Regions from separate parts of the Homo sapiens genome. Here region 1 is linked to region 2. Evidence: read pairs that join two places in POLR2A ChIA-PET (ENCODE). Cell type or tissue: A673. All regions are shown on one strand. Each heading gives the region's core, and the rest is flanking DNA. Links, peaks and the distances in the headings are about the cores only. Region 1 overlaps SCAF8 (SR-related CTD associated factor 8). Region 2 overlaps SCAF8 (SR-related CTD associated factor 8).

What was found. Peaks named below come from ENCODE experiments on the same cell type or tissue, not always from the same donor. Only the 100,000 strongest peaks of a DNase experiment are listed, where the experiment ranks them.
Region 1: POLR2A ChIA-PET joins it to region 2 with 12 read pairs; 7 of 35 experiments call an interaction of 5 or more read pairs at or near these places.

Annotation. Positions count from the first base shown.
Region 1 is chr6:154,735,476-154,738,388 of GRCh38, reverse strand. All of the region lies in intron 1 of SCAF8 (SR-related CTD associated factor 8), which reads right to left. Among named protein-coding and RNA genes, the nearest start is that of SCAF8, 3.5 kb to the right of the region's middle. In A673, for the core only: no CTCF peak of the experiment used is centred there; no DNase peak of the experiment used is centred there.
Region 2 is chr6:154,823,164-154,826,076 of GRCh38, reverse strand. It overlaps SCAF8 (SR-related CTD associated factor 8), which reads right to left. Exons shown (of 20, transcript NM_014892.5): 17 at 1,699-1,843. It also overlaps the pseudogene RNU6-824P. Among named protein-coding and RNA genes, the nearest start is that of MIR1273C, 29 kb to the left of the region's middle. In A673, for the core only: no CTCF peak of the experiment used is centred there; a DNase peak (open chromatin) is centred at 1,786; H3K27ac peaks cover 990 bases.

The DNA of each region.
Region 1 (2,913 bases), core at 161-2,660, 88 kb after region 2:
CTGACATAGTAATTTTTAACACAGAAGTGAAAGGTCAACTCCTTTGAGAAATTATGGTAGGGAGGGTAGACATGACAAAAACAACTCATACATATCTTGCATGAAGTCTGGGATTTTCATAGCTGAAACTCATCCACAGTTTGCAGATTAAAAATCTGTATTATTGGGGTTTTCTTTTCTTTTTTTTTTTTTTGAAGCAGAGTCTCACACTGTTGCCCAAGCTAGAGTGCACTGGCTATTCACAGGTGCAGTAATTGCACTCTATAGCCTCGAACTCCTGGGCTCAACAGATCCTCCCACCTCAGCCTCCCAAGTAGCTAAGACTACAGACACACACCCACAATTCACAAAAATCTGTATTCCTAAAGTCTCTGGCATCTTCCTGGTTTTCAAACCAATGATCTCCACAAAATTAAAAGATGGGGGTGACAAAATTCAGTCTGGAAAAACCTGAGCCTTAGCAAGCCATAAAAGGTTAAGTATTTTGTATTTTAAACATTTAATTTGGGGCAGGCACCACGGCTTAGGCCTGTAATCCCAGCACTTTGGGAGGGGAGGTGGGCAGATCACCGGAGCTCAGGAGTTCATGACCAGCCAGGGCAACATGGCAAAACCCCATCTCTACAAAACAAAAACAATTAGCCCGGCGTGGTGACCTGTCAACAGCGAGTACCTGTCTCAATTTTTCTGATTCAGGGTCGCACTGTTGCCCGGGCCAGAGTGTAGTGGTGCAGCTCACTGCAGCCTCCACCTTCCTGGGTCATGAGATCCTCCCACCTCAGCACCTGCCCCCTCCTTTACACCCCCTTCACCCATGTTGGGACTACAGGCACATGCCACCGTGACCAGCTAATTTGTGTTGTTGTTGTTGTTTTGTAGAGATGGGGGTTTCGCCATGCTGGCCAGGCTAGCATGGAACTCCTGAGCTCAAGTCATCTGCCCACCTCGGCCTCCCAAAGGGATGGGATTACAGGCATGACCCATCGAGCCCAGCCTATTTTAAATATTTTAAGGTGAAGTATCAAAATATCTTGTTGACAAACGTTCCTGATTATTCTTAGAGCTAAATTTTGATTCCTTACAAAGCAAATGGAATTGACAATTCAATGTTTCAAAGATACCTTTAAATTTAGCAGAGAAGTTGTGATGGATTAAACCCAAAGATAAACACCTTTAAAAGCCAAACTATGAGCGTCGAAAACATCCTTTTCTCCTAATCCTGCAACTAGAATTCCTTTTTAATTTTTGTAATTTGTAACACATAATTTAATGGAAAACAATCATTACTGAACTACTTCTCAGCATATACTTATTTGCAATAACAATGTTTACTACACATCAGCAAATATTACAACATTCACAGAAACTGCATTCAAAATAAAAAACAGTATTATGTATTGTTTTGTGTTTAAAAAAAAAAGTATTTTTCTGAATCTTCTTCAAATATATTTCCCTTCCTCAACTCCCTGACTCTGTACTGCTATTTTTAAGCTAACTCCACTTTGAAACACGGTGAAGTTAGAGCATATAAATAAATAAGGAAGTTACAAGACTTAAGTTCTTTGAAATCCATATGGGGAAATGGGAGAGTGCTACATACACTAAAATGGGACTAAGACAAACCTCAAGTTCCTGTAAAATGAGAAAACAGGTGAAACACCTATCTACACATGTAAATGTTAGGCCCCCTTATCCTTAATTAATATTAAAACGAAAAACTGGAATTAACATTTCTTCCCTACTGTGACCAACCATAGTGCACTAACCACTTGTTTACATCTAATATTTGGGAGCTACTGTTTAAAACGTCATGGATGGGCCAGGCGCAGTGGCTCACGCCTGTAATCCCAGCACTTTGGGAGGCCGAGCCGGGTGGATCACCTGAGGTCAGGAGTTCGAGACCAGCCTGGCCAACGTGATGAAACCCCATCTCTACTAAAAATACAAAAAACTAGCTGGGCATGGCGGTGGGTGCCTGTAATCCCAGCTACTCCGGAGGCTGAAGCAGGAGAATTGCTTGAACCCAGGAGGTGGAGGTTGCATTGAGCCAAGATCTCGCCATTGCACTCCAGCCTGGGCAACAAGAGCAAAACTCCGTCTCCAAAAAAAAAAAAAAAAAAAAAGTCTTGGATGGCCCTTTGAGGGGGAGGACCACATTATTAGGAACCCCCCCAAAGACAGACACCCAACAAAGTGTGTGTGGGGAAGAGGGTGGCGGCGGGAATTAAATCCAATGAGGGCAAAAAACAAAACAAAACGAAATCCCCCAGGCGTGGTGGCTCACATCTGTCATCCCAGCACTTGGGATGCCAAGGTGAAAGGACCGCTTGGGCCCAGGAGTTCAAGAACAGCCTGGGCAACATAACAAGACCTCCTCTCTATAAAAAATAAAAATGACGGGCATGGTGACACTGGCCTGTAATCTCACCTACTTGGGGGGCTGAGGTGAGAGGAGGACCCCTTGGGCCCGGGAGGCAAAGGATGCAGTGAGCCAAGATCACACCACTGCACTCCAGCCTGGGTGACAGAATGACACTCCTCAAAAAAAGAAAGATAGCTATGAAAAAAAATGAAACACCAGGCGCAGTGGCACACGCCCATAATCTCAGCACTTTGGGAGGCCAAGGCGGGTGGATCACTTGAGGTCAGGAGTTTGAGAACAGCCTGGCCAACATGGTGAAACCCCATCTCTACTAAAAATACAAAAATTAGCGGGGCGTGGTGATGTGCGCCTGTAATCCCAGCTACTCGGGACACTGAGGCAGAAGAATCGCTTGAAACCGGGAGGTGGAGGCTACAGTGAGCTGAGATGGTGACACTCCAGCCTGGGTAACAAGAGCGAAACTCTGTCTCAAAAAAAAAAAAAAAAGAAGATTCCCAAGTCTATTGCTCTAATTTATCAATGTTAAAAAT
Region 2 (2,913 bases), core at 295-2,794:
AGTCTTGCTAAAAACTCTACCCAACATCTAAGAACTTAAGTTACAGAAGTCAACATACCGTATTTCTTCTCTTATAATATGCAAATAATTCATGAATTCAAATGCATTTTAATTTGGAAAAACTATATATATATTGTTTTGACCTAATAAACTTTGATAACAAAATTCTTGAATTAGAGTTTCTAGGTAAAGACTATAACTTAAATGCGTATCTCATCAATATGCGTATATAATTGCTTATATAGTTTAAGATGGGGCTTTTAGGCTGTGCGCGGTGGCTCATACCTGTAATCCCAGCACTTTGGGAGGTTGAGGTGGGAAGATCACTTGCTTCCAGGAGTTCACAAGTATCTCTCCATCATTCTTCTAACCTAACCTCCCATGGTCTAATAATAAAAGCTTTTTTTTTTTTTTTTTTTTTGAGACAAGGTCTCACTCTGTCATCCATGCTGGAGTGTAGTGGTGCGAACACAGTTCACTGTAGCCTCCACCTCCTGGGCTCAAGCCTCCTGAGTAGCTGGGACTACAGGTGTGTACCACCTCACCTGGCTACTTTCTTATTTTTTGTACAGACAGGGTGTCACTCTGTTCCTGGGCTGGTCTTGCACTCCTGCACCCAAGCAATCCTCCCACCTCAACCTCCCAAAGTGCTGGGATTACAGGTGTGAGCTACCATGCCCGGCCTAAAAGCTCTATCTTAAACTATATATGTAAGTTGTGTTTAAGTAATCTATAGTTTTTACCTGGAAAATCTAATTCAAGAAACTTTTTTTGTGTATCAGTAATTTATTAGGTCAGTACTTGCTTTGGCAGCACATACCCTAAAACTGGAATGATACAGAGATTAGCCTGGCTCTTGTGCAAGGATGACACACAAATTTGTGAAGTGTTCCATATTTAAAGAATAAAAATAATTTATTAGGTCAAAACAAAGTATTACAAATTCAATTAGCCTTTTAAATATAATTTCTAATGTCAAAATGGAGCCTACTGATTCTTAGGAGGGACAATGCAAATTTTCTGATGAAATGCTGATAATTATTAGAGAACTTTCATATAAAAACTGCAATGGAAATTTTACATTACTTTAAGAGTAATAATTCTTTTTTTTTTTTCACCTTTTTTTCTTTTTGAGACAAAGTAATTGCTCTGTTACCCAGGCTGGAGCACAGTGGTGTGATCTTGGCTCACTGCAACCTCTGCCTAACCAGGTTCAAACCATTCTCCTGCCTCAGCCTCCCGAGTAGCTGGAATTACAGACCTGTGCCACCACGTCTAGCTAATTTTTGTATTTTTAGTACAGATGGGATTTCACCATGTTGGCCAGGCTGGTCTCAAACTCCTGACCTCAAGTGATCTGCCCACCTTGGCCTCCCTAAGTGCTGGGATTACAGATGTGAGCCACCATGCCCGGCCATGGTTTTCAATTATTCTAAAGAAATTCAATATTTCTCTGTCAGTGCTGCTTCTCCCACCAATCTGCATCCTGAGAACAAGTTAGAAAATAAAATTCTCTGGCCCCTACCACAGACTGAGTAAAGCAAAAACAGTGGAGGCTGGGCCCAGCAATCTGCGCTTTAACAAGGCTATGCATGCTAAGGTCTCAGAACCACTGCTCTATGGTACTTAAATCTGGAAGAAACACAACTTAAATGATAATCTAAATAGAGTTCAAATATTAAAACAAAAATTCCTTACCAGGTGGTGGTTGTGAAGGGTTAAAACTTGCTCTTAAAAAAGGAGGTGGAGGGATTGGACTGAATCCAGGAGGAGGAACCGGCATCGACACAGGAAATGCTGGTGGGACTAAACTAACTGTAGGCACGGCTGGCGCCACTGGAATCTTTTGTGGATAGACAAAAAAGTTCACTCATCAGTTTATTCACCTGCATCTTGGAACAACTAAAGGCAAATTATTCTATTTCTCTTTCAGGATGGTAACAAATACTACTAAAAAGGGTTTTATGCCCCCTTTTTGTATACTTGCAAGTGAACCTACTTAGGGTAAAAACAAGGCAATGTTATTCAACAGATAGTTTTTACTTGGAGATTATGAATTTGATCTTACATTCAAGTGATGTAAACTAATGGTCACCTAGTTCAACACTGAATATTATGCTCCATTTTAAACTGCCATCTCCCACTCAGTAATACCTGTTATGCAACCTAACCACCATTAGGAAACATGTCAATGACAGCTTTAGAATGGCCTAAATTTCTCATAATTTATTTTCTAATCCTAGCATAAGTACCTTTTACTCACTCTAGGTAAAGTCGCAAGTATTCATCTGCACCACAGCTTTACCTCTCCTGTAAATTTCACATTACATCAAGTGTCTATTCAACATCCCAATTGTGCTGACAGAAAGATACTTCTACCTAACAACATGTATGAAACAACTGATTTTCCAGTCGTCCTTCCCAAAAGAACTCTTCTCACAGTCTTTCCCAGTCTCAGATAATGGTAACTCTATCTTTCCAATTTCTTGGACCAAAAACCTTGCCTCTGCTTTTGCTCATAATAACCCCAAATCCAATCGTACCAGGCAAAGTCCTGTTGGCTACAACACCTTCAAAATACACCTAGTATCTGACCATTTCTCATTACCTCCACTCTTTTCTCATTACCTCCAGTGCAATAGACACTCCAGAAGTCTATTCTGAGCCACCACCAGCTCTCATCTGGATTGCTACAACTGTCTTTTAACTGGTCTCCCTGCTCAAAGCTCACTACAGCCTATTCTCAAAATAGTAACCAGTGCAATCCTTTAAAACTGTAAGCCAGATCAAGTCACTCCTCTGCTCAAAATCCTCCAATGACTCCTCATCTTTCTCTCTCTCTTTTTGTCACATGTAAAGACCCACCATCCATCTCATTCCAAGTGAAAGCCAAAGTCCTTAGAGAGGACTGGC